Linked DNA regions of Homo sapiens: region 2 is linked to region 1. The links are chromatin contacts, found by Hi-C in ENCODE. All regions are on one chromosome and are shown on one strand. Each heading gives the region's core, a stretch centred on a gene start or an enhancer-like site at or near the end of the contact. The rest is flanking DNA. Distances are from core to core; before and after follow the strand shown.

Region 1 (7,040 bases), core at 1,376-3,875:
CTAAATAACCCATAGGTCAAAGGTTAAATCACAAAATAATTCTAACTGAACAATAACATACAGCCTTGTAGTATGCAGCTAAAGCAGTGTTTAGAGGAAAATGTGCAGCCTTAAATAAATATATTAGAAAAGGAGAAGTCTAGCCTGTAATCCCAGCACTTTGGGAGGCCAAGGCAGGTGGATCACGAGGTCAGGAGATCATACTGGCTAACATGGTGAAACCCTGTCTCTACTAAAAATACAAAAAAAATTAGCCGAGTGTGGTGGCAGGTGCCTGTAGTCCCAGCTACTTGGGAGGCTGAGGTAGGAGAATGGTGTGAACCTGGGAGGCAGAGCTTGCAGTGAGCCGAGATTGTGCCACTGCACTCCAGCCTGGGTGACAGAGCGAGACTCAGTCTCAAAAAAAAAAAAAAAAAAAAAAAAGAAAAGGAGAAGTCTAAAAATAAGTGATCTCGTTATGCACCTCAAGAAGTTAGAAGAACAAGTTACTCCAAAGACAGTAGGCAATAGCAAAAAATAAGCACAAAACCAAAACTTAAGTAGCAACAAACTCACAGCAGAAATAATTAGCAAAGCCAAAACCTGGGTCTTTGAAATGCTTAATAAAATGGATAGGTCAAGCAAGACTGATCAAGAAAAAAGAGAAATGATATAAATAACCAATATCAAGGATAAAAAGAGACTATTACTACAGATTCTGTGGACATTTAGAAAGGTAAAAGGATATCATAAATTCCTTTCTGAAGATACATTTAAAAATTTAGATGAAATTTTAAAATTCCATAAAATATTAATTTATCAAAATTGACATAAGAAAAAGGTAAACTATTAATAATTCTGTATCAGAATAATGATACAGAATTGTATCAGAGTAATTGATCTACTGAATATTGTATGGGAAGTCTTCACCAGTTCAACAAAGAAAGAAGAAATAATAGACATAGGACTGGAAAAAAATAATATCTTTAAAAAGCAGCAAATAAGTTATTCTAATTAAGAGGTGAATTTAGCAATGCCACTTGATAAACAGCAATAAACAATTAGAAAATGGTACCATTCACAGAAACATCAAAACGAAACAGTTTCTAGGAATAAATCTTACAAAATATATAAAATCATCTACATGGAAAATGGTAAGATATTATTGAGAGAAGTTTAAATGACCTAAATAATGGAAGAAGAATCCATGCTCATGAATTTTAACACTCAACATTTAGAAATATGAATTCTCCCTAAATTCACCTGTAGATTAAATTACAAACAAATTCACCACAAGTCATTTGGTGGAAACCGATTCTAAAATTTACTTAGAAATGTGAAGAATGAAATATAGTTGATGTGGTAAAACAACAAAACTGTTGTTACTATCCTACATATCAAGACTTATTATAAAGCATTTAATTCTGGTCCCATGTCCCTCTACCACTTCACTATTCCAACTCTCTTCCTTTCAACATCCAGCTGGTATGTGTGAGGATGTGCATATGTATTTTTATATTCATATAAGCACAACATAAGTGGACAAGAAAACATGCTACAAGAAAAAAGAAAACAGGCAATGTAAGTTGTTTTTGAACTATCCTATTCTACATGTGATTGTTCCATTCCACATGCAGGGACCCACTCTTTGGATACCCAGTCAAGGGCATCACTGCATACTCTGTCTTGGTTGCCATGGATTTTCTGATGAATATTTCCATTCCTTTGGTTTTCGTGAAGCTATGCCACAGAGGAGCCCTGCATGCTCAGTCTCCTCCTTGTTCTGCTCTACAGAGTGAATCTCCTTTGGGGATATATGTTTGTGGGTGTGAGAGTATGTGGGCAACTGTGTGTCCAAAGTGAGTGTGTCAGCTCACTGCATGGGAACACCAGCCAAAATGCACTGTCAAGTCCAAAAGAAGCCTTCTATTCTTATGGTACTCTAGAAGGTGTTACGACTCAGGGTTAAAGTTTTAATCCATTTTGAGCAATAATATTGACTTTGTTCCTTTGCACTTCTTATCAAATGCAGTACTTTAGAAAGGAGCTCCCTAACAGTCATTCTTGGCCTTATAAATAAGTGTTTCTTAAAAACCAGTTTATCCCCTGTTTTTATTGCCAATCAACTCACACATTTTGTTAAAAGGACATAGCGGATTTTTTTTTAGAGTAAGATTCCAAATTATGCTAAGAAAATCTTTCGTGAAGGTAAACATTCTCTCTCCAAAGTTTGTAGGCGAGCAGACCTTATTGGGAAAGGATGTTATTATGAAAACCCACTTGTTCTTCTGGGTGAAGAAATAAAAAAGAATGAAAAATACAACCCAGAGCATCATTCAGAATCCACCCCAGGCCATGCTGGGGACTGGGGAGAGGGAAGCAGTTAAGATCCTGACAGACTACCAAGAGGTAAGTTCCAGAAGCCAGTGTTCATTTGCAGCTATTCATGTGGAAAGAATCACTGTCACTTCTGCCTGCTGATAAACATGCCACTTCAACATCTGTCTTAATAGACCAAAGAAATGAGAAGAACTAAAAACATCTTTGAATGGCACTAATGAGAACAGGAAGCTGAGCAGAAATGAGAAGCAAGTTTGCAGGAAGATTTAGGAAGGTTGCAACCCATGCCTAGACACGTCAAGACACATCTTTCCATGTCTTCATAGTCAACCCGGTCCCGTGACTCCTTTGCTTTCCTTTTCTGAATTTAGTTCCTCATTCAACCTCAATTGCATCATGTTGGTATGATTATCCAGAGGAGCTAAAGCTCCCTCAGCCAGCAAAATCACAGGAATTCTACCATACTACAAATATAAGTTTTGGTAAGATAAACCTAAGGTTACATTTTTCTCATTTCTACTTCTTTTTTCTTTTATAATAACAGAAATAAATAAATTAATTCATAGATTAAAAACCTTCAAATAATGGCTAACAAGATGCTGAATTGGCACAGTTCCCTTTCTTAAGATTAACTCAAGAAAAATTATAGGAAAAAAACCTCAAAGAAAACCGTGAGAAACCTCTAAGGTGACCTGAGGCTGCCGCTTTGAATGTGTGTGTGAAGACAGTGCATCTTCTTGGTCTGGGACAGGAGGCAGCCCCACCACACTGGGGAGGAAATGATGGGAAAGGAACTGTTGGAGTCTGCTATTGTTTCCCTCCACTCCACTTCCTCCAGGCGCACAGTAGCTGCTCCCACACCTCCTGTGACTCAGAACTCTAAATGTCAAGAAATCCTGGAGAGCTAAATAGGGGTTGTCTGTCCCACCTTGTGGCTCCTCTAAGTTCACCATGGGTTTCCAAGATTGTCACAGAAGGAAAAGGGATGCAAAAGGACATGTGCGAGAGGTTTTTATGAACCAGACTGGAACTGGAACTGATTGCTCCTGGTCACTTCCAATTGTCCAGAAGCCATAGTCACCTAACTACGTCTTTCCAAGAGAGAAGCTGGAAAACACAGTCCTGTGGTAGGCTCAAGAGGAAGAGGTGGTGGTTTTAGTGGAGATCCAGCCAATCTCTGCCCCACCTAGAAAATGCAATCCTATCACCAATACTTGTTTTTTCCTTTAAACCTTTACTTTCTGCTCCTTTGAAAGAGTCAAATGGAATGTTGTATATTAAAGATACTTTCTAACTTTAAAATCCTTTAAAACTAAGAAACGTAATCATCCTAATTATCAGATAATCTCCCAAGCATTTTGACAAAAATGAGACAGTTCTCATGGGAATTATGTTGAGTGAAGAAAGCCAATCCCAAAAGGTTATATACTATATGATTCCATTTATGTAATATTCTTAAAATGGAGGACAAGATTAGGGGTTTACAGGGATTGGAGAGAAGGGAGAGGAAGAGGGAGACACGTGTAAGAAGGGCAACAAAGGGAACCTACTGGTGAACTATTCTATACCTTGACTGTGGTGGTGGTTGTACAAACCTACACTTGCAATTATGTTGCACAGAACCAAATGCATTCATACACACACACACACACACACACACACACACACACGTGAGTACAATAAAACTGGAGGGCTCTGAATAAGATTGGTAGATTATGCTAATATCAGTATCTTGGGTTGTGAAATTGTCCTGTAGTTTTTCAAAATGTTTCCATTGGAAGAAAATGGGTAAAGGGTACATGGGAATTCCTCTGTATTATTTCTTACAATAATGTGACTCTACAATTATCTCAAAATTAAACATTTAGTTTTAAAAAGTGGGACACAGTTATCCAGCTCAATGGAATATTGATGACAAAAGGCTGGACATAGTTGTCCTTTCCCCAGCTGGTTTTATAAGTGTCTCTCTGTTCTTAAATAGTGGTCTACTTAGTGTCCTCCAGATCCTTCGGCTTGGCCTCAGCAGCAGTAAGAGAGTTAGGGGTAAATGTTCACCAGTGAGCTACTAACTGTGTCTGATGACTTTGGAGAGCATCCAGTGAGGGCTATAATCAGTGATGCTTGGAGCTTGGTGAGAACCAGACTCATGCCTTGAGGAAACCCTGGGAAAGACAAATGGAGGTTCTCAGGATCAACTGAAGAAACTCAGATGCTAGCAAATGGTCACCACACTAAAACGGTGAGAGAAAAAGAATCCCAGTGACTTTACTAAAGGCTCACTAATTACACCTCTACTGGCAGTGATCCCCTGGGACTCTAAGATATGAAGCACGATTTGCATCTTCCCTCTCCTTTTTCAGTTCATTCTCAGAAGTTTGTTTCAATTTGAGGGTGGCTTCACTATGGCAGGCTGGCCATGAAGGGGTTGTAAAGAATGAAATTAATATACACACCCACACCCAACCTCTAGTAACCACCATTCTATGTTCTGCTTCTAAAAGTTTGATTTTTTTTTAGATCCTGAATATGAGAACATGTGGTATTTGTCTTTCTGTGTCTGGCTTATTTCACTTAGCATAATGTCCTCTAGGGAGTGAACAGGGAAAGGAGAGATGTTAATCAAAGGGTACAAAGTTCCAGTTACACAGAAGGAATAAGTTCTGGTAATCTGTTGCACAGCATGGTGACTATAGTGAAGAATAATATATTATGTATTTCAAAATTGCTAAAAGGGTAGATTTTAAATGTTCTCACCATAAAAAATGAGAAGTATGTGAGGTAATTGTTATGTTAATTAGATTGATTTAATCACTCCACAATCTATATAGGTATTGAAACATCACATTGTACCCCATAAATATATACAATTATTGTCAGCTTATAATAAAAGTAAATTTTAAAAATAAATAAGAGTCGATTCCATAAAAAAATGAAAGGAATGAAATCTAGAGCTAGCTATGGACTAAGGGAGTGAGGGAGTGAGGGTAGACAAGTTGGGGTGTGAAAACACAGGTCACGGAGACGGTGTTTTGTTGTATAGTCATTTCCAATAAGTAGGAAAACAATTTGCATATTATTAACATTTCAAGTTTGTATTCAATGTAATTACCATTCAATTTCCTTCCAACTATACATCATTTTGTAATAGCTTTGGGGTGGGATAAGGGGAGGGATCTGAACCAGTAATTCATTGTCGTTTGTGGTCAGCTCCAGTATATTCTAATAACTGAACGTGTCAAAAGCCTAAAGCTTTTTCATTTTGTGCTATATTTAATAGAAAAAGAAAAGAAGAATTGGGAAGACTTACTTATGCAGTCCCATCTCACTTGCCAGCACCACCTCCCTTTCTTTGTAGATGAAGAATGGGACTCCTTTCACTTTTAGTTCTATTAAAATAGCTCTGGCTTTCTCTGTGGTTAAAAATATGAGCTTGATATCGCTCAGGTAGTGACACAAGGTAAACGCTAATACAGGACCAACTCCCATAGCTATTTAGAAAAAAAAATCCTCCTCTGTTAGCTATTTCTATCACAATTTACAAGGAGAGTTGATTTACAGAAGAATTAGCAGTAATAGCCACAAACACTGTTGAATCAATCTGGACAAAGCACTCCACTTGCCCCAAACAACCCCTCATTGTTCACGGTGGTAATCTGTTCATTTTAAAAGTATTATCTAGTGCTTTGGAGTTTGTCCCTCAAGAACAGCATGAGCCTCCACTGTACCAGGACTTCCTCGCTTAGCATTTCTAAAACCTCTTAAATCTGGGAACATACTTTGTAAGATTTGTTTTAAATGATATTTGAACCTACATGGTGTCATAATATATTCTATCATTGTGTGTAAAAAGAAGAATTCTTTTCCAATGAGCTTTATTGAGCTTTAGACTCTGACTTGGGGACTGGAAAGAGGAAGAAACAATTCCTTTAAATGATTCTCTCTTAAAGTAAAAAGAGACAACAAGGGAATCATAGAATGTTCAACATTTGCTACTGACTCTCTCAAAGTGTACGTGAGAATTTTTAAAGCTCCAGAGGTGGTGTTCACAGCTACGCTATCGATCGAGTGTTTCTTGAGAGGGAGTCTTCTTTTCTCCATACCAGGTGATGCTCCGTGCTCTGGGGTCACAGGAGAGGGGCATCTGCCCTGTCCACAGCCTGACAGAGCCAAAGGCAAGCTCAGACAGCTGTGACACCTAATTATGGGTCTTCCCATGAAGTCTGAAAAATGGCTGAACTTGGTCCAGCCCTAGTGTAAATAGAACAAAATAAGCATATTTGCTGGAAGTGAGGCTGGTCTTTAAAATTCATAATCACACATATGGCTCCATGAACCATCTGCACCAAGCCATGTCTGTGTGTGACTTTTGGCTCTGGGCTATTTGCTATTACTTGCTGTGGACCAGGTGCAGATTCCTTCTTTCTCTCTCAGCCCCCACATTCACATATTTCTCAGAAAAGAAATTCCATTGGAATCAGAGGTGAAAAGCTAAAACCTGTGGCCTGGGTGATCTACCATTTTGACTTCTGTCACCTAAAACCCTAGTTCCGCCTAGTGCAGAGATTTTTACCACTTGAATGCACTGATGTGTGACAGAGAAGAGTATGTTGTGTTTATATTTCCCCCATACCCCCTGCCAACAGCCATTCCCACCACGAGAACCCCCAGGGAGCAGTGGAAAGAGGAATCTCAGGAAAGTGGTGTCTATGAAGTACATCAGA
Region 2 (7,040 bases), core at 3,059-5,558, 3.8 Mb after region 1:
CCTCTGTCCTTGTCATACGGCAGAGGGTCTAATTGAGCTGGTTAACACAAGTTGCCTGCAGACGGCAAAACTGAAAGAGCACACTGTAACACATGCCCACTGGGGCTTCAGGAGCTGTAAATACTCAACCCTAGGCACTGCTGTGAGGTCGGAGCTCCATGGGTACCTTTTAACCACAAGTTTCAGCATTTCTTTTCAAGGAGAACTTATGTCTGGAAATATGGATGGAAGATGAACCGAGGACTCGTCTTTAACACCGCATGCTACTCTACTAAAGACTGAGAAAAATGTCAGTTGTCCGGAGCTCCCCACGACCTGTCTGCATGCTCCCCCTAGGGGTTTGAGCAGTGGGACACTGAACATGCGAGCCGCACATCTGTCGCATGTCCTGCCAGGGAGATAAGGAAACTTTCTGTTTCAGAAGTTCTACTTTGAGGCAAAACCAGGCCTCACATGGGCAAGAACATTGCTAGACCTCAGGCCTTGCTCTTAAACAGCAGCTGCGTACCCCAGCCCTGCACGGGAAGTGGGGAGGAGCTCTTGCTTCTTCCCACAACAAACAGGTTCTCACCTGTGCAGCTCCTGTGAATTACATGACATCAATGTGTATGTAGGTTCTTTTTTTATTTTTTTTTTATTTTTACTATTTTTATTTTTATTTTTTGAGATGGAGTCTTGCTCTTTCACCCAGGCCGGACTGCAGTGGCGCTATCTCGGCTCACTGCAAGCTCCGCCTCCCGGGTTCATGCCATTCTCCTGCCTCAGCCTCCTGAGTAGCTGGGATTACAGGCGCCTGCCACCACGCCCGGCTAATTTTTTGTATTTTTAGTAGAGATGGGTTTTCACCGTGTTAGTCAAGATGGTCTCGATCTCCTGACCTCGTGATCTGCCCGCCTCGGCCTCCCAAAGTGCTGGGATTACAGGCGTGAGCCACCGCACCCGGCCAATGTGTATGTAGGTTCTATCTTTTAGGGAAAGACACTGTAATGTGGAGCATTTCTCTTCAGAATCTACTTAAAACCAGATATTTCAGTTATTAGAGTGAATTAAAACTATTAAGTAGCACATAAAATATATTTTGACCAGTCAAACCTAATTGTAGACTGTTAGTGTAGACACCCATCAGCACACCTACACTCTCACAGACACAAGAGTATCTGTTTGTCTCTGTTGATATGGTTGGGAAGTTTTGCTTTGTGACCTGGGGAGTAGAACCAAGTGTTGCTGAGAGAGCTAAGAACCAAGAGGAGGAGGTTGGAAGGATGGTATGGATTCTCTTCCTTCCTAGCTCTTTGGATTTGGTTTTAGACCCCAATGGTTAGATGCATAAGAGCCAGAAAGCAGGGAAACTGTCCACAAAAAACCCTTTATGGTTCTCAGTTCCAAGCATCATTGCTTCAGCTCCCAGGTGACAAAGTGTAGCTCAGTGCTGAGATGAGAGGCCATTTTCCCTGCTTGTGCATAAAACCCCCTCTGCTTTGACAACCTGAGGACTGGCTGGGCTGGCAGGCCACTACAAGATGCATGGCACTAGCTTCCTCTTCTTAGGTGAGAGTCACCTGGGGTATGGACAGTGGGTCCGGCACTGGGGGAAGCACAGCAACCGCCCTAACAGACTCCTCCCAGAATCTCACACACTTCCAATGGACCAGCTTTCCCTCACCCCCACCAGGCAGCACAGGGCAGGACTGTGTTTTGAGCTTAATCAGCACTGCTTTCATGATGGGCTGTGACAACACTGAGGATTTCCATGTGGCCCTGCAGAAAGCAGACCTGGAGGAACCAGAGCAGGAGAGAAAGGACCAGGTGGATCCATGCGGTTATGGCAGCTGGTTTATAAACACGAATGACACACCCCATTGGAGACGCCCAGAAATAGCTGGAGGACACTGAGGTCAAGCTAAGAGTATGTTGTTACCTTTGTAATTTGGACATCAAAAGGAAATGTAACCTGATTTTATATGGTCTGGAGAGACCTGGACATGCTGTAATTAAACTATAATTGCAATTAATGGGCTACTTTGTGAGTAACCTAATCTCATGAAAAAAATGGGTGGCTTACAATAAAATAAGGAGATTGGTGACTTATAATAAAATAAGGGGATGACAGCCATAGCTGAAACATCTATAAATTTGGAAAACCAAGACTCAAGCAAAAAACATTTGAATTGAATTATGCAAAAAAGAGGAAAAATACAAGCTCTGGAAGAATGAAGCCTGCGCCATGGGTACCTTTTAACCACAAGGTTCAGCATTTCTTTTCAAGGAGAACTTATGGCTGGAAATATGGATGGAAGCTGAACAAAGGACTTGTCTTGAACATTGCACACTACTATACTAAAGACTGAGAAAAATGTCAGTTGTTCCTATCAAAGGATGAGGGGGTTGATGGACATCAGCACCTTTGGCATCATTGTTGATTCCAGAGTGTCCTTAGTTTTTGAGCCACCTCCAAGCAGCCTTGTCAATCACTGCAAGATGCATGCCACTGGCTTCCCCCTCTCAGGCGAGAGCCACCTGGGGTACAGACAGTGGGTCCAGCACTGTGGGAGGCATGGCGACAGCCCTCACAGACTCCTCCCATAATTTACACACACTTCCAATAGACTGGCGACCCCCACACCCCCACCAGGTTCCAATGAGAAACACTTTCTAAAGAACTCTCTCTTGTTAGAACAGCTTCCCTGAGCACAGGAACCAGGGAAGCAATCAGCATCAGCTCAGCTTGACTGTCCCCTACTGCCTGTGCATGTCCCTCCAGTAACTAAGCTGTTTTTACTCAACTTTTGGGTGTTAGCTGGTGAGTCATGGCCTCAAGGGAGCCTACACTGACTAGACTAGGCCTGGTGTTGCCCTCTTTACTTCTTCATAATGAGTAAAGGTTGACACAAATTGTGTATTTAATTATTGCAGATAACACAGAGAGGGATCATGCCCATATTGATAGCCCTTCAAGGCCTAGCATAGTGCCTGGAACATGGTAAATAGTAACATTTATGAATGTCAGCATCTCTGCAGAGCTTTCCCTACATGGATTACAGCTTAGGCTAAAGCACTTGATATATTGCCCACTCCTGCTGTTAATATTTTTAACTAGTTATTTTTCATATTATATAAGCAACATGTGAATACAAGTTCATTGTAAAAAAAATCAAACTCATATAAAAGCTATAGTCTTTTATATGTAAATGATGCCACAATAAAGCTACTTTTTAAAAAGCCGCGATCCTCCTTCACAACTCCACACCAGCCCAGTCCCATTCCTTTCCCAGACACACACTCCACTCTTAACAGTTTCATGTGTAAACTTCTAGATCTTCTTCTGTGTGTTTTCATACATGTACATATCTTCATACATTATGTGCTTTCATACATGTATATTCAGATGAATACTCATATATTTGTGTTTTTGCACATATATACATTGTGCACATACATTCAGAGTGTTTTAGTCAGAGTGCAATCAGAAGGCAGAGCAGTGCTAGATATGACATTGCAAGCAGAGGGAATTTAACAGAGATGGTGGGGGAGTTCAGTGGCCACAGAACAGCAGGAAGCCACTATCAACCCTGGAGCTGGAGGGACAGAGGGAGGAAGCAGAGTTACCAGAGCCCAGGAGCTTGGGTCAACTGGAAGAATCTGGGACCATGGCAGCACTTCCAGCTAAATCTGGAGCAGTAGAGGAAGAGGCTATCTGACAGTAGGTGGAGACATGGACGAAACCTATCAGACACCATGTGAAGCAGGGAGAAAGGGAGACATAACCTGTCTTCTTCCCTCCTCTCATTCTCCAGTGTCTGTCACTGGCTCTCCTTAGCCAGTCTGGAAATGAGCCTGGAAAATGTAGTTCCCAAGGATACAAAGCCCAGATAGAGGATGGTCTGGAATGGATCTGAGAGCAAGCAGACAAAAGGCCAGCACATGAAGTTGAAAATAAAACACATAAATAGCATCATGGTATATGTAATGTTCTAAATTTATCACTTACCATTTTTACAGAGATAAAATCTGGTTAAAATGGCCATTGAGAGCAGGCTTGATCCACAGAATGAAAGGTACAGCAGGAGAGCACAGAGGCAGACAGCAAGGAAAGACATGCTACAGAAGGGCAGCCCAGGGGCTGGGGTGGGTGCAGGTCTTGTTCCTTGGGAACCAGGCCTGATCTGCTCTGCAGAGTGGGAGGAGGGCAGGAGTATGAGATGACCATTGCCCAGCAGTAGTATCAAAGACTCAGAGAGTTTACAGCCTGAAGGAAACTTAGGTCTCCCATTTCAACTCATGACTTCTACAGAATAAGGAACTGAAAAGCAGAAAGTGATGGGCCCGGCAACCCAAAGTATCTCAGCTAGTTTTTTTTTTTTTTGTCATTTTTGGTTTTTTGGGGCATGGTGGAGGAGGTGTTAGGGGACAGTTTAGCACCAATGCCTCCTCTTCCTGCTGTGAGTCACCGAGCAGCCTAGCAGAAAAGCTGTGAGGAGAAATGAGAAGCTCTAGAGGCAATCAAGCTCATCTGTCCTGCTGGGGGGCCAGTGTTAGACACCTGACATGTCTTAAAAGCGGAGTCACCAAAGGACATCTTTTTCTTAGAAACTCCCCTAGCCTCCAGAGTCTGGTTTTAAACTGTCTGTGGCATAATCTCAGAGCCTCCAGCAGGTCTCAGGGACTGTGCTAGATACAAAGATGAATGAGATAAGATAATGAACAAGAGACATATTTCCAGGAGCTCTGAGCCTCACAGGGAATCAGAAGTGAATAAAAGGGAGCATGATGCAATGTGATAAATATAATACCTATGGCACAGAAGAGGAGTTGATAATTGCTGGGGGAAGCAAGAGCAGGGAGCTGGGAAAAGAAAGCTTCACAAAGGTAACCGCAGGGAAAGTGTTGAAGGAGGAATAGGAGCTTTTCAGAACACTAACCCCAATGTTAATAACTGAATTAGACCAACCTTCCCCAAAGACCACTATTATTCCTCAAGGATTTACACAGAAACTGTTCTTATCCCATTTACCTCTTATTACATAATGGGAACCCCCCACCCACCCACACACACACACACATATTTGAAAGTATATGATAGATGAAATGAGTTCACTGCCCCATCAACCATGATCGGCAGGGCCAGATTAAGATCTTCAGAGACTCTGGGCACTGCAAAGTTGATGGTGCTTCCATACGTAATTTAATGTAGGAAACAATGCCATCATGCACATGCCTGTAAAGAAGTCCAGCAAAGTTCTGGTTTTTCCTACAATGACACATTTTAGATGTTTTTCAAAATATCAAATAGCCAACATCACCCATGTAATGGTACTGGGATTCTTTTGGTGCCCCTGCTCTGCCAGTGCCCATGCCTGCTTATGGGTGACCCTGCACTGATGAGGCAGCCCCTTCCCACGCCAGAAACCCCAGGTGGGGTTGGCCTCATAAGTTCATATTCCTATTCTTAACCAAATGGACTTAAAGTTGTTCTTTCACTTCCCCATATATCACATGCATTATGACTTTGTTCTTTATCCCTTTCTGTCAACAAACACTCAACCTGCAACCCACGAAGGCCGTCTGAAGGTCTAGTGGTCTGGTTAACCATAAAGAAAGACTGGTGTGAGAAATGCTATTTTCTTATACTAAGCTCAGCTGCTTGTAGCAAGAGGAAGACCATGTGACAGTGAGGTGTTTATGAGCACAGGCTTTAAAAACAGCCATGGTTTAGCCGGGCGCAGTGGTTCATGCATGTAATCCCAGCACTTTGGGAGGCTGAGGTGGGCAGATCATGAGGTCAGGAGCTCGAGTCCAGCCTGACCAACATGGTGAAATCCCATCTCTACTAAAAAAAATACAAAAATTAGCCAGGCATGGTGGCACACGCCTGTAATCCCAGTTACTCAGGAGGCTGAGGCAGGAGAATCGCTTGAAACCTGAGAGGCAGAGATTGCAGTGAGCCAAGATCGCGCCACTGCACTCTAGCCTGGGAGACAGAGCAAAACTCCATCAGAAAAAAAAAAAGAAAAAAGAAAAAACAGCCATGGCTGGGTTCAACATTTGCTCTTTCACTTAACCATACGATCTTGGGCAAGTTACTTTACACCTGTAAATCCAAATTTTATCATCTATAAAATGTGCTTAATAATAGCACCAGCCGGGCGTGGTGGCTCGCGCCTGTAATCTCAGCACTTTGGGAGGCCGAGGCAGGTAGATCACCTGAGGTCAGGAGTTCGAGATCAGCCTGGCCAACATGGTGAAAACTCATCTCTACTAAAAATACAAAAATTAGCCGGGGGTGGTGGCGGGCACCTGTAATCCCAGCTACTCGGGAGGCTGAAGCAGGAGAATAGCTGAACCCAGGAGGCAGAGGTTGCAGTGAGCCAAGATTGCGCCACTGCGCTCTAGTCTGGGTGACAAGAGCAAAACTCTGTCTCAAAAAAAAAAAAAAAAAAAACAGCACCTACCTCCTTACCTCATGAAGTAATTTGTTGAACAAATATTTAGTATACTCTTACTATGTGCCAGGCACTATCCTTGAACAGGGGATACAGCAGTGAGCAAACAAAATCTTTGCCCTAGAGCTTACATTCCAGAGGAAAAAGATAGACAAAAAAAAAAATAGATATCATGTATATATTTAATTATATATAATTATATATCATGTTACAAGGAAAGAGCTAGGCAGCATTGGGGAGAGCTTTCATTTTAGATGGAGTGACCAAGAGCCTGAGTGATAAGGTGACTCTATGGACATGAAAGTGACAGGTAGGCACCAGGGGGACAGCCTTCCAGGCAGGGGGAACAGTCTGCACAGAGGCCCTGAGGCAGAAGCAAGCCTGAATGTTTGAGGAACAGTGAGTATGGCTGGAGTCAACCGAAGGTGGAGCACAGTGGAGGAAAATGAGGTCAGAGAGTAGGAGACTGAAGGGTTTTGAGCACAAGGGTGGCACGGCATGACACGTGTTTTAATAGAATCTCTCTGGCTGCTGGGTTGAGAATACACTTAAGGAGGGTAAGGGTGGAGACAAGGAAACCAATTAAGAAACGACTACCAT

What was found. Hi-C counts contacts between places; a loop is a spot of excess contacts on that map. Pooled maps may share reads with other maps.
Region 2: a map with no recorded cell type shows a loop between it and region 1 (15-fold over the local background). The contact joins two enhancer-like sites. A Hi-C loop is called at or near these places in 3 of 37 single-sample maps with no recorded cell type and 2 of 50 pooled maps.

The regions. Positions count from the first base shown.
Region 1 is chr7:31,887,851-31,894,890 of GRCh38, forward strand. All of the region lies in intron 2 of PDE1C (phosphodiesterase 1C), which reads right to left. Among named protein-coding and RNA genes, the nearest start is that of PDE1C, 180 kb to the right of the region's middle. Within about 2 kb of position 2,626, at least 2 of the 41 ENCODE cell types and tissues checked have a DNase peak (open chromatin) inside an H3K27ac peak, as active enhancers do.
Region 2 is chr7:35,725,048-35,732,087 of GRCh38, forward strand. It overlaps LOC124901615 (a long non-coding RNA gene), which reads right to left. Exons shown (of 2, transcript XR_007060286.1): 2 at 6,915-7,040. Among named protein-coding and RNA genes, the nearest start is that of LINC03013, 12 kb to the left of the region's middle. RefSeq lists enhancers at 3,636-3,785, 4,236-4,335, 5,246-5,495. Within about 2 kb of position 4,309, at least 9 of the 41 ENCODE cell types and tissues checked have a DNase peak (open chromatin) inside an H3K27ac peak, as active enhancers do.